Linked DNA regions of Homo sapiens: all the other regions are linked to region 3. The links are chromatin loops, found by intact Hi-C in ENCODE. Cell type or tissue: PC-3. All regions are shown on one strand.

Region 1 (8,000 bases), 140 kb after region 3:
CATGGATTGCTTGAGCCCAGGAGTCTGAGACCAGCCTGGGCAACATGGCGAAACCAGATCTCTCCAAAAAAAAAAAAAAAAAAATTGGCTGGGTGTCATGGCGCACACCCAGCTACTCAGGTGGTGTATTCTCAGCTACTCAGGAAGCTGAAGCAGGAGGATCGCTTGAGCCCAGGAGTTGGAGGTTGTGGCGAGCCAAGATTGTGCCATTGTATTCCAGCCTGGGTGACAGAGCAAGCCTCTGTCTCAAAAATAAAAAATAAGAAAATAAATCCAGCACTTTGGGAGGCCGAGGCAGGCAGATCACGAGGTCAGGAGATCGAGACCATCCTGGCTAACACAGTGAAACTCTGTGTCTACTAAAAATACAAAAAAATTAGTTGGGAATGGTGGCGGGCGCCTGTAGTCCCAGCTAATAGGCAGGCTGAGGCAGGAGAATGGCGTGAACCCGGGAGGCAGAGCTTGCAGTGAGCCGAGATGGCGCCACTGCATTCTAGCCTGGGCGACAGAGTCAGACTCTGTCTCAAAATAAATAAATAAATAAATAAATAAATAAATAAATAAATAAATAAATAAATAAATGGCGCCACTGCACTCCAGCCTGGGTGACAGAGTGAGACTCTGTCTCAAAATAAATAAATAAATTAATTAAATTAAAATAAAAATTCAGCCATATTAAAAGACTCATGAGTGTAGTAATGAATGAAAGATGTGATTGAGTAACTTTGTATCATATGTTTATTTCTAGCAGCCAGATTTTCTTGACTAAAGCTATAATTAGTCATGGCTCTCTGATTATTCTAAAAAGTGAATTTATTATCTTGAGGGCGTTGCTCTTAATATATTTTGAATAATAAAATGCTGAAATTAAGTATGCTTGACTTGTGTCTGATAAATTTGAATCTTAAAACGGACTTTTGAAAATATAGGAAGAAAAACTGTATAGGAATATCCCGTCACTTGTAATGTTGACAAAAATAGTAGAACCTATGACTCACGTATGTATTTCCCAAACGTGAGTTGAGTAACTGGCTCCAGTTGTTACTGATGGCATGCCGTGCTTGTGCCATATCTGTGTTCTCTGATAACTGCTAAATCAACTGCTGCCTAAAGTAGTGTCAAGGCAGTGAAAAGCCTCTGGCCACCTGTGGAATTGTTTCGGGGGATGGGACTTTCTACTTTGGGGAAAATCTGTAAATCTATGGTGTAAGGCAATCCTTTGTGTTTTGTTTCTGTTAGACTACTTTTGTGTTACCAAAGTAGTCTAACAGAAATACTTAGTAGTCTAACAGAAATCCGTGTTGCCAAAAGTTCTTCATAAATTTTATTGCTCTGTCTTGCATAAATGGCCTGTATACAGGCTCTTTAAAATGGTTGGTAAGAGTGGAAATGGGAAGAGAGTCTTGCCCTACTTAAACTCCAGAAAATATGATAATGGTTGCCTGTAGGAGCTCTGACTAATCATATATTTTTTGATGACATGTGCTTGCCATCAAAACAGCATCAAAGAGAGAGGAAAAGAATTATATCAGAGCCTGGTTCATCCCAGTGTCCTGGCCTCCTAGGGAGGTGTTAGAATGGGATGGTTTTTTACTTGCAGCTGCAAGATACGCCAGCATCTCTTGGATCAGAGCCCTTCGTGAAGTAAGGGAGAATTACAATAGGACTGTAGCTCAGGCCAAGGGATTAATAGAAAGATTAAATTTTGTATGTTTTAATTCAATACAAAAATGCTACATAAACATCTGCCTTTTTAAAAAATATGAAATCCTTTCCATCTTGGTGATCAGCTTGATCAGCAACCACACCTCACACTTACTGTTTTCAATAACAAATGGAATGCAGATGGCATTTGTTTCAACGATAACTACAGACAGCAATAACTAATGAATAACTTCAGTGATACCTGGAGTCACCTGTGGAGATGGTGAAAATATTTAGAACTGACAATTCCTACTGCATTCATGGAAAAAGAAGTAAAGTGGAGTGGGGCCTCAGCATCTGGATTTTTAAACTGTTCTATTGTTGATTTGAATCAATTCATCATGAATTAGCAAGTTGCTAGTAAGTAGCATTAACTACTGATGATGATCAATTCTTTTCTTGAGAGACGAAGGCAGTAAACTATTACAGAGAAGGTCTGTGCTTTGGCTTCAAAGAGACCTGGGTTCATACTTTGGGTCTGTCACAGAATTATGTGAAATACCTCTTTTCCTCTGTTTCTTTATGTGATAAGGGGGGATAATACTCCCTATATCATAGGGTGGTGGAGGTTAAATGTAAAAACATAACGACTAGTATAGTGCTTAGTACATTACAGACTTTTGCTCCTCAAAGTCTCGCCCTGGGATCAGCAGTATTTGTATCACAGCAGATAGATCCAAGAAATGCAGTATCTCAGGCCCATTCCAGACCTCCTCAGTCAGAATCTGCATTTCCGGGGGATTCCTCTGTAACCTGTAGTGTGACAAGCACTGATACAAACAAACGTTAAATGTTTGTTAGCGTAGTAGCATTTACCGTAATTGTTGATTGCTTTTACAGTTCTGAGCTGATAATCTTAAAAACGCCATGATGGTTGAAACAAAAACACTTCGTGGTATTTATTTTCTGGTATTTTCTTTTTATTCATACTAACTAGAGTAGTTTCTGTTGCTGGTGAAGATTTGTTTGGGGTTCAGTAAAACTTTCAAAATCGCCTTTCAGATCTTAAGTATCTTTTAGTTATCTCCTTCTTTTTGTGTTTATGCATTTAAACATAAACTATAAAGCCAAAATGCAGTTTAAAATTAGGCACAATGTATCTACAAATAAAAGCTCATCTAGCAACCAATAAAATGGAAACTTGCAGATTCCCAGCCAGATTTTAAAAATCAGATCAAATATTTGGAAACTATGTTATTTGTTGACGCCTATAAATTTAAAAATAAGTCAAACAAATCTGCTATTCTTGCAAAGCCTAAATTTTATGAGTTCCCCATCATTATTGGAATGAGAAATTGCCATTGTAAACTCTGTGCTAAATTTACTTTCTTTTTTGACTTTTAAAACTCACCAATATATTGCTTGTAATTTAGCTCTGACAAAAACATAAAAAAGGCTAAATTTAAGAGGCACTTCTGTTGTGTTCCTCAAAAAAATTTTTAGCCATCCAACTTATGTATTTGTCATCTACAGCTAGGCTTAAATATTATTGAAATTATTGAAGGCTTTTGAAAGTTTCTTTGCAGTTGTTTAAAATAACAGCTTTGCCATTAATGGCAGGCAATCACAACATTCATCCAGTATTTTGATTTTTTTTTTCTTGGAGCACAAACTGAGTGAGAAAAGTAATTTTCTTTTTCACATATAGAATCTATTTTAGTTACTCTAGCAGGTTTTTGTTGTTGTTGATGACCAATTTTCAGGTCCAAATGTTAACCTTAACAATTCACAAGGGGTGGTGGGAACTAAAGATTTTTTTTCACTCTCTAGTCCAACTTACTTCAGCACCTGCTAGTCACTATAGGCAGCCTGACTTTTAACAGGCTCATCAGCAAATCCGTGGATGAAATGTCTTGAGGACATTCAACCACACTGAGGGGCCCAGTGATCATCAAGGATGCTTGCAGTAGCAGCCTATTAACTTCCTTTTATCTGCTTATGAGATTAATTTGGGTTGATCAGATACTTGATTGTACTGTATTTTTCTCCCTTCCTGTACTCTGTGGTTGATTTCTCATTAAATCCAGTGGTGACACCTCCACAAGGCTTCGAAATCTGTCTTTAACTTCCAGCTAATGGAGGAGCTTGCTGTGAATAGTACAAGCTCTTATTTTTCAGGACAGTAATAATGACTGAGGGAATAAAATCCTTTGTACCGGCTCTCCTGTCCAACCTTGAAAGATGTGTTGCTGCAGGATCGGTGGCTCTTCAGAGTATCCCTTATTGTCAATCACGTTAACTAATCACCAGCAGAGGACTCTTGAATTTGGCAAACTTGGGATTTACTCTTTAAAAGTGCTGTTAGCTCATGGAACTTGAAGGACCTGTCATTCTTTCTGCTGACTCATTTTTTATTCCTTCATTGTGCTCTGGTATATGAGGAGGAAGGGATCTCTATTTTGGTAGATATAATTATGTCCTTTAGTGAATTTCTGAGTGAGCAGATAAGTCTGACATTTCCTCCCACTTTGTTTCTCTCCTTGGACACCCCCCACCCCAGTTGTCACAATAGTGTTGTGGAAAGAGCACTGGGCCGGGGGTAGACCCTATTTGCTTGGCCCCTGCTCTGCCTGTGGCCAGCTGTGTGACCTCAAGCAGTCCCATAAACTTTTTAGGAGAACTTTCCAATTGTCCACTTTCCAGCACATTTATCTAAGTCATGGTTTAGAGGAAGAGAGAAGAGAGAGATAATTAAGGAAATAACTAGTATTGAGAATAAAAATATTTGTCTTAGGTTGAACATATGCAATCGCCATTTTTGTAGGCTACGTATTTTCATAGAACTTGACCAAATAGGTTCCTCTATCCACACCTCAAGGCCTAAGGACTCTAACATATGTAAGGCAAGTTCTATAGATGTGTCAGAAATTTCCCTACTCAAGTCAGATCTGGCTTGAGTCCACCTAGTGGAGGAGATGGAAATTGTTCTTAGTATTTACAACTACTTTTTCTATCTCTTCCCTTACATATTATTCTCTCTCCTCCCTGGTTAACTCCAGACCTTCAGAACCTTCATACTCTTTCCATCCTATCCATTCATCATTAGTTCATCTACCTTATTCATCTCCCTACTTGTTTCACATGTGTTTTTAATACTTACCATATTCCATGTACCACACAAGAGAAAGGAAAAAGGTGAGCTAGAGAATGGTCATAAACTCAATAACAGGCCATTCTAAATAGGTGATATGCCTTTATGTTGCTGAAGATACTCCATTTTAACCACAGAATCATTTTATATGCTTTTTAAAAAAATGTTTGTGTTATTGTGGAATTACAGGAATAAGAAAATTACATGGGAAAGTGGTTTAGTTCAGAAATTGTACATATTGGTGAGGTTTGGAAAGACTGTTCCTTTATATACTGTGCCTTTTTGAAGAAGGTTCAAATTCCTGTCTGATTTTAGGTAGCACATGAATAATTGCCTTATTAGCTTTTCTTCTCTTTCCTGAACTAAGCCAAGTTCCAATCAAATTGTATAGTGTGCCCCAGATGAGACGCGCCCTGGTGCACAATAGAACCATATAAATGTTGTTATCCACTTCTTTTAAATTGGAGAGCTGTAACTTTTTTGTAGCTTTGAATATTTCATTTAGAATTTATATAAAAAGTAGGGCAGAAATCGAAATATTTCTGCTTTCCATTATGTATTCGCCTCATTTTTAGAGAGATATTTAACATTTCAAACTAGTTAAATTTATTTTACTCTTCTTTGAGGTGAGAATGCCTTTGAGATTTCTAGTGGAATAAATGTAAAGCTCCCATGTCACTCGGCCTTCTCAGGTCCTTTCTCTCTTATTTGAACCATCTCCTGACAATAACATTTAGAACAATATCATCTACATGTAAAGCCTGTATTAAAGTAATCCCTTCTTCACTATCGATTTAGCAGCATTAAACACTGTTCATCTGTAAAGCTGGGGCACAATCAGAAAATTATTTTTTCTAGTCCCATACTTTAGGATATGAATGTGAGCATCACAATTTGAATTACTTGGCCTGTTTCTTTTTCATAATCACAAACTTTGGGCATAAGAGAAAGATTTTTGGATGTTGAGAAAGGGATATTGAGTGTAACTGTCATGGTTCTAAGCTATCACAGAGTAACTAATTTTTGTGGATTACCATATCAGATATCACAGAATCCATTTTACCTCCAAGAGTATAGTTAGATACATCTTTGATTTGTCAGTGAGAATAACTTTCAAGGCTTACTTAATGGGAACGTATCATTTTGATATACCGCGTCCCTTATCTTCTACTTAGCAAGAGATTATTATTTCCATATTGAAAGGATCTAATTCTATAGACAGACGCAGAATGTTTTTTGTTTGTTTCCACCTCTACAGTATGCTGGTGAGGATCATGCTGATTGCCGATTGGCAGGGGCATCCAAGGTGGTTTTCTTGTTAGGTGCACAGGAGAAGAAAGCAGACAGTCATGGATAATAGTAAGCCGACATTCGAGAACAGGATTGAAGGCAAAGTGTGGGGTCACTGTAGGAGAGAGAAAAATAACAGTTAGTTTCAAGATGAAGAAAGAAGCAAGAATAATGTCCCCTTGGGAGAAAAATACCTCCAATAAGCATATGGGAAATGAGAAAGGATTCATGAGGGGAAAGGAGGATTCTGGGAAGGGCTGGGAAGTTGGCTTGGGGAAGAAAAGGTGCCTGGTTTAGAGAAGGGTGTCAGGATGGAGAAAGTATGACAGGGAAAAGAACTCCATTACTAAAGGGTGGATGCCATTTTAAATAATGTCAACCTCAAGGATGGTTGGCCCACTTCTGGAATGAATAGCATCAAAGGTTTATGTGTTATTTATCCTTTCTTAAGGCCTCCTCATGTTAGAAAGTAGCAAACCTACTCTTCTAGATGCTCAGGCCCATAACCTTGGAGTTATCTTTGAACCCGTTCAGTCTCCCAGACTCCATATCCACTGATTTCCAGTTCTTTCTTATTGGCTCTACTAGGGAAAATATATCTAGACCCACGACTATTTCTCACCACCTCCATTGCTACCTCCCTGGTCCAAAGCTCTATTCTCTCTGTCAGATTATTACAGTAGCCTCTGACTTGTTGGCCCAGTTCTTGGCTTGGGCCTTTGTTTCCATATAGACTATTCTCAACACTTTAGTGGAGAGTCACACCTCTCAAAGGGATACACACCTCACCCACAGTGAAAGCTCCAGTCCTCACTATCTCTCATGAAGCCCAAAGTCAGGGCTTCTCACCTGGGGGCACATTAGAATCCTCAGGGGATTTTTATAGACATGCTGATGTCTAGGCTTTAACAAATTTGAATCCCTGGAAGTGGAGCCTAGAGGCATTGTATCTTTTAAAAGCTCCCATGTCCTAAGTTTTGGGGATCAACAATGAATAAGACCTAGTTCCAAGTCTTAAGCTTTTGACACCTGACCAGGGACACCCACCCTGGTAACTGTAATAGTCTTTGGTGAGTACCAAGAAGAACAAATTGCTGGGGAATCTCAGGAAAAGTCAGGTGTCTTAGTCTGTTTGGGCTGCTGTAACAAAAACACCATAGACCACTTGACTTTAACAACATACAGTTATTCTCACAGTTGTGGAGCTTGGGAAGTCAAAGATCAAGGTGCTGACAGATTCAGAGCCTAGGAAGGACCTGCTTCCTGGCTTATGGTTGTTTTGTTTTTTTTTTTTTTCACTTTGTCCTCATATGACTGAAGGGGTGAGGGAGTTCTATGGGATCTTTTTTATAAGAGCACTAACCTCATTCATAAGTCTCAGCTCTCATTACCCAATCAGCTTCCAAAAGCCCCACGTCCAAATACAATCACACTGGGGATGAAGCTTCAACATATGAATGCTGGGGGCACATAGACATTCAATCTATATCTCCAAAACTACACAAAGTGGAGGGGAGTCAAAGAAGTGGCATTTTTCTGGACTTTGAAGGATGAGGAAGGCTTTCCCTGAGAGAGGAGAGAAAGTGCAGTCAAGATGACCTCATTTATTATGGCTACAAAATGCTAGTAGGAACCATGCTGATGTGATTATAGAAGAAGCTTTCAAATTAGGCAAACCCCGGTTCAATTTCTTGGCAAATTACTTCACCTCTTAGTGTCTCAATTTTCCTGTCTCTGAAATGGAGATAATCATAGTACCAGTCTCATAGGGATGTAAGAATTATCAACTGTCTTTGGCATATTGTAGGTACTTCATAATGTTAACTTTCTACAATAGCTAATTAGGCATTTCTCTCAAAGAAAAGTAAAGGAAATAGCTTTTAAATGGCTTACGGTTTTTCTTGGGTGCTGTATA
Region 2 (8,000 bases), 410 kb before region 3:
CAGAAATAAACCCAAATACTTACAGCCAACTGATCTTCAACAAAGCAAACAAAAACATAAAGTGGGAAAAGGACACCCTTTTCAACAAATGGTGCTGGGATAATTGGCTAGCCACATGTAGGAGAATGAAACTGGATCCTCATCTCTCACCTTATACAAAAATCAACTCAAGATAGATTAAGGACTTAAACCTAAGACCTGAAACTATAAAAATTCTAGAATATAACACTGGAAAAAACCCTATTAGACATTCGCTTAGGCACGGATTTCATGACCAATAACCCAGAAGCAAATGCAATAAAAACAAAGATAAACAGCTGGGACATAATTAAAGAGCTTTTGCATGGCAAAAGGAACAGTCAGCAGAGTAAACAGACAACCCACAGAGTAGGAGAAAATCTTCACAATCTATACATCTGACAAAGGACTAATACCCAGAATCTACAATGAACTCAAACAAATCAGTAAGAAAAAAACAAAAGATCCCATCAAAAAGTAGGCTAAGGACATGAATAGACGATTCTCAAAAGAAGATATACAAATGGCCAACAAACATACAAAAAAATGCTCAGCATCACTAATGATCAGGGAAATGCCAATCAAAACAACTATGTGATACCACCTCACTCCTGCAAGAACGTCCATAATCAAAAAATCAAAAAACAGTAGATGTTAGTGCGGATGCAGTGAACAGGGAACACTTCCACATTGCTGGTAGGAATGTAAACTAGTACAGGCACTAAGGAAAACAGTGTGGAGGTTCCTTAAATAACTAAAAGTAGAACTACCATTTGACCCAGCAATCCCACTACTGGGTGAAAAGAAGTCATTATTCAAAAAAGATACTTGCATATGAATGTTTATAGCAGCACAAGTTACAATTGCAAAATCGTGGAACCAACCCAAATGCCCATCAATCAATGAGTAGATAAAGAAACTGTGGTACATATATACAATTGAATACTACACAGCCATAAAAAGGAATTAATTAACAGCATTTGCAGTGACCTAGATGAGATTGGAGACTATTATTATTATTATTATTATTTTTTTTTTTTTTTTGAGACAGAGTTTCACTCTTGTTTCCCAGACTGGAGTGCAATGGTGTGGTCTTGGCTCACCACAACCTCTGCCTCCCGGATTCAAGTGATTCTCCTGCCTCAGCCTCCCAAGTAGCTGGGATTACAGATGCCCACCACCACACCTGGCTGATTTTTGTATTTTTAGTAGAAGTGGGGTTTCACCATGTTGACCAGGCTGGTCTAGAACTCCTGACCTCAGGTGATCCGCCCACTTTGGCCTCCCAAAGTGCTGGGATTACAGGCGTGAGCCACCACGCCTGGCCTTGGAGATTATTATTCTAAGTGATGTAACTCAGGAATGGAAACCAAACATCGTATGTTCTCACTGATATGTGGGAGCTAAGCTATGAGGATGCAGAGGCATAAGAGTGATACAATGGACTTTGGGGACTTGGGGGGAAGGGTGGGAGGGGGGCGAGGGATAAAAGATTATAAATATGGTGCAGTGTATACTTCTTGGGTGATGGGTGCACCAAAATCTCACAAATCACCATTAAAGAACTTACTCATGTAACCAAATACTACCTGTACCCCAGTAACTTATGGAAAAATAAAATTTAAAATAAAATTTAAAAATTATAATAAAAGTTTGACATATTAAAAAGAATTACCAAAAGGTGAATCAGAGACACAAAGCAGGTATATTTCATTGGAGGATGCCAATGATTAAGACTTGCTTGACACAGGATTGCCAGAAACTTTCAGTTTGTGAAGAAGTACAATAAAATGAGGTATGTCTGTATATTCATAAAATTATGCAACCATCCCCACTATTTAATTCTAGAATGTTTTCATCACCCCAGAAAGGAACTACATATCCATTAGCAGTCACTCCCCAGCTCTCTTCCTTCCCGCAGCCCCTGGTAAACACTAATCTACTTTGTGTTTCCATGGAATTTCCCTGTTGGGTCATTTCATATAAATGAAATTATACATTATGTGGCCTTTTGTGACTAGTTTCTTTCACTTAGCATAGTATTTTCAAGTTCTATCCATATTGTAGACTGTATTAAAACTTTTTCCTTGTTACAACCAAATAAAATTCCATTGTATAAATACATTTTATTTATACATTCATTGATGGATATTTGTGTTGCCTCCATCTTCGGGTTGTTATTAATAGTGCTGCTATAAACATTCGTGTACAAGAATTTGTGTGGATATATGTTTTCATTTCCCTTGCGTATAAATCTGGGCATGACTGCTGGGTATTATGGTAGCTCGATGCTAAACATTTTGAAGAGCTGCCACACTGTTTTTTAAAGGGGCTGCACCATTTTACATTCCCATCAGTTTTGTATTTCTCCATGTCTTTATCTTTTTTATTAATGTCATTCTAGTGAATATGAGGTACTAACTCATTGTGGCTTTGGTTTTTATTTCCCTAATGACTAATGATGTTGAACTTCTTTTTCACACGCTATTTGTAAATCTTATTTGGAGGAATGTTTATTCAGATCCTTTGTCCATCTTTTAATTAAATAGTTTGCCTTTTTATTATTAGGTTGTAAGAGTTCTTTATACAGTCTTTATATATATATATATTTAGAAATTCTGGTTACAAGTCTCTTAACGGATATATAATCTACAAATATTTTCTCCCTGTGGGTTGTTTTTTCACTTTCTAGATAGTGCTCTTTGAAACACAAAATTTTTAATTTTAATTTTGATAAAGTCTAATGTATCTATTTTTTTCTTTGGTTCTTTGTGTTTTTGGTGTCACATGTAAGAAGCTATTGCTTAATCAAAATTTATTAATATTTACTCCTATGTTTTACAGCAGGGGCCCCCAATCCCTGGGCCATCAACGGTACTGGTCTGTGGCCTGTTAGGAACCAGGCTGTGCAGCAGGAGGTGAGCAGTGGGTGAGCAAGCATTATCACCTGAACTCCACTTTCTGTTTGTTTGTTTGTTTGTTTTGTTTTTTGAAACAAAGTCTCACTGTGTTGCCCAGGCTGGACTGCAGTGGTGCGATCTTGGCTCACTGCAACCTCTGCCTCCCAGGTTCAAGTGATTCTCATGCCTCAGGCTGCCAAGTAGCTGGGATTACAGGCGCACGCCACCACACCGGGCTAATTTTCATATTTTTAGTAGAGACAGGGTTTCGCCATGTTGGTCAGGCTGGTCTCAAAGTCCTGGCCTCAGGTGATCCGCCCACCTCGGCCTCCCAAAGTGCTGGGATTACAGGTGTGAGCCACCGCACCTGGCCTCGCATTCTGTAAGATTAGCAGTGGCATTAGATTCTCATAGGAGCATGAATCCTGTTGTGAACTGTGCATGTGAGGGATCTAGGTTGTGCTCCTTATGAGAGTCTGACTAATGCCCAATGATCAGAGGTGGAACACTTTCATCTCAAAACCATCCCACTCGCAGCCATTTGTGGAAAAGTTGTCTTCCACGTAAACAGTCACTGGTGCCAAAAAGGTTGGGGACCACTGTCCTATGAGATTTTGGTGAAGATTAACTGGGATAATGTATGTAAATTCTGGGCATGTAACTATCAGTGGGAAGTAATATCTTATATTGTCATTCAGACAATTCCTCCAGGCTTCCACCTCCACCCTCATCTAATTTCTCTGGTTTCCACCTCTACCATACCCTCTGGATTTGCCCCTTGGTTGGACTGGCTCTGGCTTTGATTTCAGACTCTTCCTAAAACACTGCTTCTGCATACCTCATGACCTTTAGTTTCAAGCAAGTGATGTTGACAGTTGCTCAGCTCAGGTTCTGGACTGTCCAGGAGGGGGCATCAGACAACAAGAAGAGAAGTCCCTAGAAAAGACAGCTTTAATCAAATAATACTGCCATTCATTGAAAACCTGCTGCGTGGCTTCCTCTTTATGGGCATTATCTCTATTCTCTAGAATAACTGTGGGAATAGAGTACAGTATTACCACCATGATATAAAAGAGGAAACTGATTTTCTAAGTTTAATAACTTTCCCAACATTTCCCAGTTTAGTAATTGATGGGCTGGGATTTGACTGACTATAAAGCTTGTACTATTTCTTTTATACCACCAATCTCGATCTCACAGGGCTACAAAAAATCTTGAAGCAAGCATTAGAACTTCCCTCTATCTTTAGTAGCTCTAAATGACGTAAAAATGTGTTTAGAGAGCATTAAAATGTGTTTAACAAAATGTGTTAAGAGAATATGTCCTGGACTTAGGGGACAAACTAGAAATCAAGCTTCCAGACCTCAGGACCTACAGTATAAATTAGAATGCAAAACACTAACAAGCAACATACCCAGAAGGTAGTTATGAAGTAATAATGACTTGATAAAGTTAACATCATACATTCTGATACTTCATTGAAATTTTCTTCCCTGGGCTGGTCTATGATGTTTTTAAATATCTAAACTATGGCTTAACGTCCATGAAGCTTGAACCTGATCAATTTCTCTAAGGCACTATAGTTACAGTTTGAGTATCGTTCACCCAGGGGATAGTATTATTTTCTCAAAATGTCTTCTGGGTCTATCTGCAGCAGAATCTCCTGCTATACTTAATAAAATTCACGTTTCAAAGCCACTCCTTTCATTTACTGATGTCTACGCTGGTGACTGACATGCTGCATTTTTAAGCAGCTGTTCATTAAACAGCAAGAAACAGTTATTGCCTCACCATTGGACTTCCCTTTTTGCCATTAAGAGACAGCATCTGCCCTTTAAGTTCTGCCTCTCTTACCATGAGTCCTAAACATTATAAAAGCAGAAGTTTATAAAGTTAGTCCAATTTCTACCATTTGGCACATAGTGGTAATAACAGCTAACACTTTCAGAGGACTTACTGTGCTCCAGGTACTAGTCTAAGTCCTTTACCTACATATTAGCACCCTGAATCCTCACAACTGTCTCCTGTTGTTGATTCTATTAACTTCAAATCTCTTATACAAATGAGGAAACAGACAGGTTAAGACTTGCCCAAGGTTAAGTAGCTTGAAATTGACAGAGCCAAAACTCGAACCCACAGGCAACCAGATTTCAGAGTCTAAGCTTTTGAACATTATAATTCTTCTTTTTGAAAAATGATTTAATGGCAGAAGATTTGGAAAAACAAACTCATATATTCATCACTAGGGGAATGGTTAAAGAAATTATGATTCCCCCAATGAAACGCAGCTGTGAAAAACTAAGAAGCTTTCACTGAGCTGAAAGGCAAGGGTCAGAATGTGTATAATATGCTGACTTTATGTTTAAAATAAATCTTTTTTCAAATTGAATTTTGGATCTGTATGTATTAGGAATTTAGTCTTTGTTACATGAGTTAAAAAATTTTCCCAATTTTTCATTTAACTTTTTAGGTACTTATGGTATAATTTACTATGCAAAAGTTATCTTTAATTTTATGTACTTGCGTTATTTATTTCATGGTTTTTGGATTTTGAGTCATCATTAGACCTTCTCCACTTCAAGGATAAAAAGTAATTATCCTAATACTTTCTTCTGGTGCTTTCAGGATTTCTTTCTAAATGTGTGATTTTTAATGTATTTTAAGTTTACTGTGATACACAGGTAAGGTATGAACAAGCTCATTATTTGTCGCAACATCCATTATTAAATTGCCCTCTTTGCCCCACTAATTTCAGATGTCCTTCTATCATGAAGTGAATTTTCTTATGTATTTTGAATTATTTCTGGGCTTATTTTGTCCCTTTGGGTACTAAGTTTTTAGTTTATGAGGCAGCCAGATCCATTTATTTTTGCACTCAAGTATTATTTTAGTCCTGGAGATAAATTTATGGTCTGTTTAATGTACCATGTTATTGCTGACATCCCTTATCGTCCTGGGGAAGTTACAGAAATAATGAACAGTAGTTTTACAGTGATGGCTTCAGCAGAAAACAGATCTAGAGAAGCACTGTCCCTGAGGATAGCGCACTGAGCCCCACACCTGCTGAGATTTTCAAATTCGTATCATTCTGTCTGCTCAACTCTGCAACTACCTTTCATCTTCCTTTGGAAAGCAGCAGGACTGAGGATTAAGGTTAAATTCCCATTGTCTGTGGTCCAAAGAGAAAGCATACTACCACTGTCTGTTCATATTATTGCCATTGTGTTAAAGTGCAGAACCAAAAGCAAACTTTCTAATTTTTCATACTCCTAGCTTGGTGTGTGTGCCTGCTGTTGGCACCCAGGATCTGCCTATATTCCCTAGAAAGCATATCAAAACAGCAGCTTGACTCTCCTGAGAATGGAGAGGTGGACTGGCACAAATTCAATGGAGTATGGCGAGAATGTCACAGGAGCTACTCCAACCAAAATTCCTTTTCATATTGCAAAGCTCCTACATGGGCCACTCTGAGCCAATGTCCCTCTAAGTCCCCTTGAAAGCACTGTTTGAATAGGATAAACTTCCTGACAGTGTTTGAACTTTGCAGACTCCCTATCAGACTCACAGTCTCAAGTTAGCAGCTCACAGTGGATAAGGCGGTGTGAGCGCTAGACCTCAAGGCCTGAATATGATTTGGCCAGTGCTCTTGGCTCAATCCCTGCTCCATGTTAAGCTGCAATAACCACAGCTGGAAAGTGTGTTTGTGCCCTCTAGGTCTGAACAGCTGGAAGAAGGGGGGCCCCCCCCGACACAAATTAAATTAGGAGGTGTAAAATGCTGTGGGAAGAAAAACAAACCAAGATGACAAAAGCAGGTGCCAAAAGGCGTTTGTTCACAACCCCCATCACAGTTTCATTTTTATGTGTATGATTAGCAGCTCAGCTGCCTTAGGGCACATTTCATACTTCTTTGATCTTTTAATGTCTTGAAAAGAAAAAGAAACAGCACCTGCTGATGAAAGATATTCCAAGAGAATAGCAGGCTCTGTTCTCCAACAATCTCAAAAGCTTAACTATCCTACTCTGTGGACAGTTTTAAAGACTGTGTATTTTAGAAACCAATCTCTTCAAGAACTAGCTGAACAGTATAAAACAACTGTCCTTTTATTGTTATTTTCCAATTTATTGCCAGAGGATTATCTGTTAATGAGCCTTAGCTTATTAGAAAGACTTAAGGAAGCTAGAAACTTTCACCACAATAGCACTGATTGGTTTGTCATAGTCTGAAGTAACTCTCTTGTACTAGATGATTCATAAATTCTAAATAGGAGACCAAAGGGGCAGCAGTTCTAAAGAGAGCAGCCACACAACCCCATTGCACAATAAGCTTTGTCAGCACAGCCTGTAGATAAACACTGGGTTGCAATATAGCCACGAATGACCGGTTCTCTCCCTTGTTCATCCATCCTGGGAGACCTACAGGTGCCTTAAATTCTCCCTAAATTGTTCCAGAAGACATCGCCTGTGTCCCTTAGCCCGGTCTTCTTGACTACTCTTTAGGTTTCAGCCTTTTTTTTTTTTTTTTTTTTTTTAACTCTCATCTGCTCAGTTTTGTGCTGATTAATGCCTGTAAAGGTACCACCATGGCTGCTAAGGCCCTCACTCTCACATTTCTGTGCCCAGATTGTAAAGCCCTAAGTTCCATGCCAAGCTCCTGACACCTTGTGCTCTCAATGTCCTAGATTTATTCATTTTCGATCTTATCTTTCATTATACTCTTTACTTTCAGACTCATAGCAGAAACAGGACTTGAGGACCATCTAAATGAGTGATAGACATCCCACCCCTTCCTTCCTGACCTACCATTCTTTAACCCTCTTCCAATACAGTGCATTCCATCCCAAGTTTCTCAGTCCCTCATGCCAGTGGTACCTGGCCAGCCTGTGGCATCAGTCCTCTAGATTTGCCTTAGTCTTGGGACAAACTTACGTAGGTCTTCCTTCTAGTAAAACATTGAGATAAAACAACTTTGCAACTGTTATTTCTTCTTGAAATTAGCATTCTGAACGTATCATCCTTAAAGGTATGAATCAATAGTTTCATCTCTGATAAATATTAGAAGTCATCTGAATTTCTTTCCAAG
Region 3 (8,000 bases):
CTTCCTAGCATTGACGGTCTTTACAATTTGGCATGTTTTTGCAGTGGCTGGTACCGGTTTTTCCTTTCCGTGTTTAGTGCTTCCTTCAGGAGCTCTTGTAAGGTAGGCCAGGTGGTGACAGAATCTCTCAGCATTTGCTTGTCTGTAAAGGATTTTATTTCTCCTTCACTTAGTTTGGCTGGATATGAAATTCTGGGTTGAAAATTCTTTTCTTTAAGAATGTTGAATTTTGGCCCCCACTCTCTTCTGGCTTGTAGGGTTTCTGTAGAGAGATCAGCTGTTAGTCTGATGGGCTTCCCTTCGTGAGTGATCTGACCTTTCTTTCTGGCTGCCCTTAACAGTTTTTCCTTCGTTTCAACCTTGGTGAATCTGACAATTATGTGTCTTGGGTTTGCTCTTCTCGAGGAGGAGTATCTTTGTGATGTTCTCCGTATTTCCTGAATTTGAATGTTGGCCTGTCTTGTTAGTTTGGGGAAGTTCTCCTCGATAATATCCTGAAGAGTGTTTTCCAACTCATTTCCATTCTCCCCATCACTTTCAGGTACACCAATCAGATGTAGATTTGGTCTTTTCGCATAGTCCCATATTTCTTGGAGGCTTTGTTTGTTTCTTTTTACTCTTTTTTTCTGTAAATTTGTCTTGTTGCTTTATTTCATTAATTTGATCTTCAATCACTGATACCTTTTCTTCCACTTGATCGAATCGGCTATTGAAGCTTGTGCATGCGTCATGTAGTTCTCATTCCATGGTTTTCAGCTCCATCAGGTCATTTAAGGTCTTCTCTACACTGTTTATTCTAGTGAGCCATTTGTCTAATCTTTTTTCATGGTTTTTAGCTTCCTTGCGATGGGTTCGAACATCCTCCTTTAGCTTGGAGAAGTTTGTTATTACTGACCTTCTGAAGCCTGCTTCTGTCAGCTCATCAAAGTCATTCTCCGTCCAGCTTTGTTCCATTGCTGGCGAGGAGCTGCGATCCTTTGGAGGAGAAGAGGTGCTCTGGATTTTAGAATTTTCAACTTTTCTGCTCTGGTTTCTCCCTATCTTTGTGGTTTTATCTACCTTTGGTCTTTGATGTTGGTGACCTACAGATGGGATTTTGGTGTAGATGTCCTTTCTGTTGATGTTGATGCTATTCCTTTCTGTTTGTTAGTTTTCCTTCTAACAATCAGGACCCTCAGCTGCAGGTCTGTTGGAGGTTGCTGGAGGTCCTCTCCAGACGCCGTTTGCCTGGGTATCACCAGTGGAGGCTGCAGAACAGCAAATATTGCTGCCTGATCCTTCCTCTGGAAACTTCATCCCAGATGGGCACCTGCCTGTATGAGGTGTCATTCTGCCCCTGCTGGGAGATGTCTCCCAGTTAGGCTACATGGCGGCCAGGGACCCACTTGAGGAGGCAGTCTGTCCGTTCTCCAATCTCAAACACCATGCTGGGAGAACTACTGCTCTCTTCAGGCCTGTCAGAAGGGGACGTTTAAGTCTGCAGAAGTTTCTATTGCTTTTTGTTCAGCTATACCCTGCCCCTAGAGGTGGAGTCTACAGAGGCAGCGGGCCTTGCTGAGCTGTGGTGGGCTCCACCTAATTCTAGCTTCCTGAGCACTTTGTTTATCTACTCAAGCGTCAGCAGTGGCGGACACCCCTCCCCCCTGCCAGGCTGCTGCCTTGCAGGTCCATCTCAGATTGCCACGCTAGCAGTGAGCAAGGTTCTGTGGGTGTGGGACCTGCCAAGCCAGGAGTGGGATATAATCTTTTGGTGTGCCATTTGCTAAGACTATTGGAAAAACGCAGTATTTGGTTGGGTGGTGTCCCGTTTTTCCAGGTACCATCTGTCATGGCTTCCCTTGGCTAGGAAAGGGAATTCCCCAACTCCTTGCACTTCCCAGGTGAGGTGATGCCCTGCCCTGCTTCAGCTCACCCTCCATGGGCTGTACCCTCTGTCCAACCAGTCCCAGTGAGGTGAACCAGGCATCTCAGTTGGAAATGCAGAAATCTCCTGTCTTCTGTGTTGATCACGATGGGAGCTGCAGACTGGAGCTGTTCCTATTTGGCCATCTTGGAACGGACCAGTCCATAGTTTTATAATGCATGCCTATGTGTTGATTTGTGTTGCTTTGGAGTTGCTTTAATATCCAAATGAAAGACTCATGACCATATTATTGGTGAACTTTTAAAAAATATTGTATTGATTTATAGGAAATTGATAAGCTTTGAGGTAATCTGTAAAATTATTTTTAACCCCCCCCCCCCTTTTTTTAGAATAACTTCCTGGCACTTGATTATATAAGGCTCTTGCTGCTTATGATAGATGGTTGCTCCTCACATATCATTGCATAATTAACCTTTTCTCCCAGGCTCTTAATGTCCAAGAAAATGTTCTCTTCATACCAGTAATGTAGTTCCACTGGAAAGTGTTCTGGGTGAGCTGGGGATTTTTCCTTTGGAGCTGGAATTTGCCCTAGTAATTCTGCCTTCTTTGGAATTCTGTGAGTTCTGTGAGAGGGCAGATAATCATAGTGGTGTATGACCAAGCACTCACCTTTTATCTTTAACTCTCAGAAGAAATTGTTTTTCAGAAAGAAATGTCAAAATGACATTATTCATGAGAAAAACTAGTCATGAGTTTTGGACTCTCTAGGAATGTAAACATGTTTAATAAAAGCTGGTGACAGTTTTTCGGTCTGCTGTTACTGGAAAGCCTGCTTGATTTCCTTCCCTGTGTTTTTCTGGTCTTGAGATCTCCAGTGCTTTCTGAAGATCCAGGAATGCCGTACAAATGGGAAAAGCCAGACTGTTATCTTGAACCTCTGTTTTTGAAATCTCTGTCTGATAAGGAAAAAAATATTGCAAGTCATTGTAGTTACTTGTTTGGTTTGTCACTGGAATTCCAAATATTTGCTTGGTGGTTCATGGACATGTAAATTTTGGGATATGTTACTATTGTTTAGGGTATACTGTCTGTAAAATAAGTTATTAACCCAGTGACTGTTAACTAGATCTTCCAAAAGCCCTGTCTCCTATCATTTTATGTGTATTGAAAAATTATTATAATTAGAGATTTTTTTAAACTCTTAGAAAATGAAAGTATACAGCTATGAAAATTCTGTTTGGGTAATTTTTTAAAAAATTTATTTTCAGTTCAGAGGTACATGTGCAGATTTGTTATACAGGTAAACTGTGTGTCACAGGGCTTTGGTGTACAGATTATTTCATCATGTTTGGATAATTTTTATGTTATTTTTTAATGCATTTTTATCCTTTTGTCTGTATTATTGTGCTTCCTTTTTTATTAAAGAAGAGTTGGATGTATCTTACTTTGGCTTTATGTTTAAAGTGAAACAGTAAATTGAAAGATTTTAACAGGTCGTGGTATGTCAATGAAAGAACCTAGAAATTAGCAGAAAAATGCAGGAAGCCAACTATAGATATTGGAAAAATAATACATACCATAACTTGAGTTAGGTAATGTACACTATCGAGTCTTTGAATTTCAATAAAGTATGTCAAAGTAGACATTGTATGTCATTTTCCCTTCTGTTGGGAGAACTGATAATCCGCCTACCCATCTGCCTTCCTACCTTTCTTAGTTTTCTTTCTTTTTCTTTTATTCTGCCTAAGTCCAGAAAAGATTTGGGGTCTATATAAGTAAGTTATGGAAAATAAAATACGTGAGGAGGAAGGGAAATGAAGGGAAATTGGGTACACCCTGTTAGTACCTGCATTTAAATTCTGTGAAGTTGCTTGAAGACGGATGGATCTGTGTCTGAGCTTCCTGATTAGCAAGTCTGTTGTCTATGGTGCGATTAATCTCTTCTCAGCCTAACTCTGATATAGTCACTGCCCTGTATAAGAAATGTCAGTGGCTCTCTATCACATCTATTTAAGGTATATAAGAACCCGTACCCTTTTCAGGCTTATCTTATTTTTCTCCTCAATGAACCCCACTCTGTTCAACATGTAGAGCTGCTTACCTTCCCCAGGTCCAGTTTTCTTGCTTGGAGGCCTTTGAATGACCCTTCCTCACCACTGGGAGTGTCCTGTTTACTTATCTTCAACACCCAGCTCCTACTCCATTCTTCTGTGAGGCCTTCCTGGGTGACGCTGACATTTGTTACCTCTCTCAGTTCTGGAACTTACCTTAGTACTGGGGTTGTCTTCTCTAATAGGCTTAGCTTTTTGAGGGCAAGGGACATCTAAGTACATTTTGTGGGGTGTATATAGAGTGAAGCAGTTGGCAGCTGTATTTATGGTTGCTCTCTTAGTTAAGTAATATACTGCCCAGCACACAAAAGGAGCCAAATAAGTGAAGAATAAAGGGCACTTTGTGAGGAGGCTGATTATAGTGGTGCTAGGGGCATGGAATTGGGGAGGAGGGAAGCAGTTGAATATACCTGAGCAAAACCAAACTGTTTCATATGTGTCATGAATCATATCCCTTTTCTTTTTGCTTATTCATTTGTTGACTTTCGGTTCTTTTCACCTCTAGTGCTATCCACTGAACTTCCTCCATCCCCCTACCTCCCCTTCCCTCCCGTTCCCTCCTCCACCTCCCCTCCCCTCCCCTCTCCTCTTTGACAGAGTCTTGCTCTGTCACCCAGGCTGGAGTGCAGTGGCACAATCTTGGCTTACTGGAACCTCCACCTCCCTAGTTCAAGCAATTCCCTTGCCTCAGCATCCCGAGTAGCTGGGATTACAGGCACATGCCACCATGCTGGCTAATTGTTTTGTATTTTTAGTAGAGACAGGGTTTCACTATGTTGGCCAGACTTGTCTCGAACTTCTGACCTCAGGCAATCTGCATGCCTTGGGCTCCCAAAGTGCTGGGATGACAGGCGTGAGCCACTGCACCCGGCCCCCCTCTTTCTAAGGTGGCTTATCTATTCATTGAACAACAAACATTGCAATAGGGTAGTCATTGTTTGCAAGACTTGTGGTTTCATACTGAGTTCTCTAAATGTGGGGAAGTTGCTAAGTTTGGCTCTTCTTCAGCTAGCACAGCGGTAGAAGCAGACCTACCACCCTCTTTCCTTTTAGTAACTTGAACTTCTCCCTGTTTCAATGCTTATAAACCACCTCTCTCCCAAAACAAATATGTATTGTGGTTAAGAATAGTGGAAAGAGTGACATGATTTTTAATTGTGGTTGAGCAGGAAATTGTTTTAAGTTAGTTTAGAATTCATTGATCCAACATTCTTTATACTTTTAAAAAGTAATACAGTTTTGCATACTGTATAATTAGCAGTAACTTTTAAATATACTACGTTTCTGAGGACCTTCAGTAAAATACATAGAAAGGAAAACATCCGGCTTAAAATTTGTGACTTTTCAATCTGTATACATTTTCAGTTCCTCTTATTTAAAGTGATAGACTAATAAATATTTTAATATAATGGTTGAAGTCTTTATTAAGATTAAATTAGGATCTTAAACTTTCTGTGTGTCTCCATTAAAGATGTGTTTTTGGCTTCATTATTTGACAGTGTTGTGGTATGGCATTTAATGGAGAACAAGATCTCTTACTTTGGAATGTATCTGGTCAAATGGAGTTCCTTTCATATTTGCCCAGGAAGCTTATTTTTCTAAAGATTATGGAAATAACAGATGTGGAACAAGCAAGCACTGCATGTCTTTCATTCAGAGTTCTCTGAGGAACCACCTTGGGTAGGCTTTTGTTTGTCACACACATAGCAAGTATGTCTTTACCCTGACTGATGCAATAGTCCAGCCTCCTGTGGGGTATCATCCACTAACAATAATGCCATAACCCATTAGTTGATTGCAAACTCTCTGAATCCATAGGGACTTGCCCCAGTCCAAATGAGTGACTAATTCTTAAACTACAAGGTAAAGCTGAGGTCCTAAGGGAGGAGGGACATGTTAAGGTTTGACTGTTTATTTTGCTTGTTATTACTGCAGGATCATTAAAGAAATGTTTATATCCTGTTGGGGTTCTATGTTCTTAACCACTATATAAGGATGAATAAGCTTTGTTTTTTTTGCTTCTACCTCTCTTATATTTCTTTCCATTCTCTACCCTCCCTCTCCTAAGGAAAAATGGTGTTCACACTCATTGGGTCTAAATAAACCCAAACGTCTTTTCTTTGAATATTTTATTACCTTATCTGTTTATCTATTAATGAGAAATTATACAAATGCATATTTGAAGTTCTTAGTAAAAGCCCAAGGACTTAAACGCAGCTCTGGAAACACCTGTCATCTATCTTTTATTTAGTAAATCTCCCTTTGTCCCAGATTCCTCATTTGGAAAATATGTCATGAATTTGTTATGTTGGTATCATAAAAGATGTAATTGTACAAGAGATAGTAAAGTATCACATGTTCATTTAGAATGATCACACATAAATATGTGCTTTTTTCTCTCAACCGTGACCTGTAACTATCCTTTTTTGAATGTCACAAAAATCTCATGTCTATAAGCCTCTCCACACTGATGAGATTGAGGCCTAAAACCATCATCTCCCAGCTCTGTCACAATTTCCAGATTTGTCTCTGTCTTTAGGTTTGCTCACTTTTGAGCACATAGAATTATGCCATCCTTTTCAAATTACATGTCAGCTCCTTACTTTATCCTACCCCCAGTAGTGAGCGCCTTAGTTGCCTTGCTTCATCTTTTGATGTGTTTTTACACTGTTTGTCATGCCAGCATTTCTTGTGAGCACCCTCCCCAAGACACATACACACACACACACACACACACACACACACACACACACACACACACACCACATTCTTAACCTATGGACATTTGCTGCTGTAAATTCATTATATATGGTGCATTGAAAATGTTTGCTCTGTGTTTCTTTCTGGACCTTGTGCTAGCAACTTTGTTTTGTCATTTTTGTCAAGTGATTTTCTTTTTTCTTTTTTTTTTCCAAATCAGCTAAGTCACTGATAAGATTGATGAGTATGAGAGATTGATCATTTTACAATTTCCATCCTGCGGCCATATGAGAGGTTGTATTTGGTACCTAGATTAGATCAAAGAGTGTCAGAACTCAATGGGCTGTATAACATGTGGCAGGTAGCAGAGTAAATTGGAAAGAATAAGAATACCAGAAGGAGCCAAGAAATACCTGTTGGAAACCCCAATCTGCCCTAACTAACTTTGGGCCTTTGAGAACAAGTTACTTTATCTCTCTGGATATCAGTTTTCTATCTTGTATTAGTTTCCTGTGGCTGCTGTAACAAATTACCACAAACTTGGTGGCCTAAAACAAAGGAAATGTATTTTCTCACAGTTCCAGAAGCCAGAAGTCCAAAATCAGTTTCACTGGGCTGAAATGAAGGTGTCAGTAGGACCTTGCTCCCCACAAAGACTCCAGGGGACAATCTGTTTCTTATCTCTTCTAGCATCTGGTGGCTGCTGGCATTCTTTGGTTTGTGACTGTATCACTCCAGTCTTTGCCTTTGGGGTCACATTGCCTTCTTTTGCGTGTGTGTCAAATCTCCTCCTCCTTCACTCTTATATGCATATGTGTGATTGTATTTTGGGACCACCTGGATAATCTGAGATAATCTCCCCATCTCAGAACCTTTAAGCATGTCTGGGAAGTCCTTTTTTTTCCCTAAGAGGTAACATTCACAAGTTCTAGGGATAAGGATGTGGGTATCTTTTGGGAGGTTGTTATTCAGCTACTAAACGCCTGAAATAATATCTGAAGTCATGCTGGCTTGGCTTGTAATTGCTATTCATTTCATTCATTTGTTCATTCACCAAACTTTTATTTCATGCCTAATATGTGCCAGACACTGTTCTAGGCAATAGGAATAACCCACTGATCATGCCTTTAGTAAATTCATTATATTGTTGGTGAGATTACCATACAGAATAAATGCTAAAATAAAGGTAAAAGAGACAATTTAGACTATTGGATTAATTCTTTGTATGTCTCCTTTTGCACAGTTCTGGAGCACAAGCCACCAGCATGCCTCAGTACTTGTAAATCATTTCAGTAACTACAAGGATTATGTGTAGTGTAGCCTGT

The links. A loop is a pair of places that touch in the nucleus more often than their neighbours do. Peaks named below come from ENCODE experiments on the same cell type or tissue, not always from the same donor. Only the 100,000 strongest peaks of a DNase experiment are listed, where the experiment ranks them.
Region 1: it touches region 3 in a loop (7-fold over the local background); 3 of 110 quality-filtered maps call a loop at or near these places.
Region 2: a loop joins it to region 3, with 5 times the contacts of the local background. A loop is called at or near these places in 2 of 110 quality-filtered maps.

Annotation. Positions count from the first base shown.
Region 1 is chr7:18,316,569-18,324,568 of GRCh38, forward strand. It overlaps a transcript of HDAC9 not described here. Among named protein-coding and RNA genes, the nearest start is that of HDAC9, 180 kb to the right of the region's middle. In PC-3, CTCF peaks have their summits at 4,607 and 4,806; a DNase peak (open chromatin) is centred at 4,593.
Region 2 is chr7:17,766,208-17,774,207 of GRCh38, forward strand. No RefSeq gene overlaps it. Among named protein-coding and RNA genes, the nearest start is that of SNX13, 170 kb to the right of the region's middle. In PC-3, a CTCF peak has its summit at 3,824 (motif pointing right); DNase peaks (open chromatin) are centred at 3,824 and 7,224.
Region 3 is chr7:18,173,537-18,181,536 of GRCh38, forward strand. It overlaps a transcript of HDAC9 not described here. Among named protein-coding and RNA genes, the nearest start is that of MIR1302-6, 50 kb to the left of the region's middle. RefSeq lists enhancers at 1,406-1,555, 1,576-1,665, 3,976-4,120, 4,785-4,894 and a cis regulatory region at 4,039-4,056. In PC-3, no CTCF peak of the experiment used is centred here; DNase peaks (open chromatin) are centred at 4,075, 4,405, 4,925 and 5,765; H3K4me3 peaks cover 2,461 bases; H3K27ac peaks cover 4,715 bases.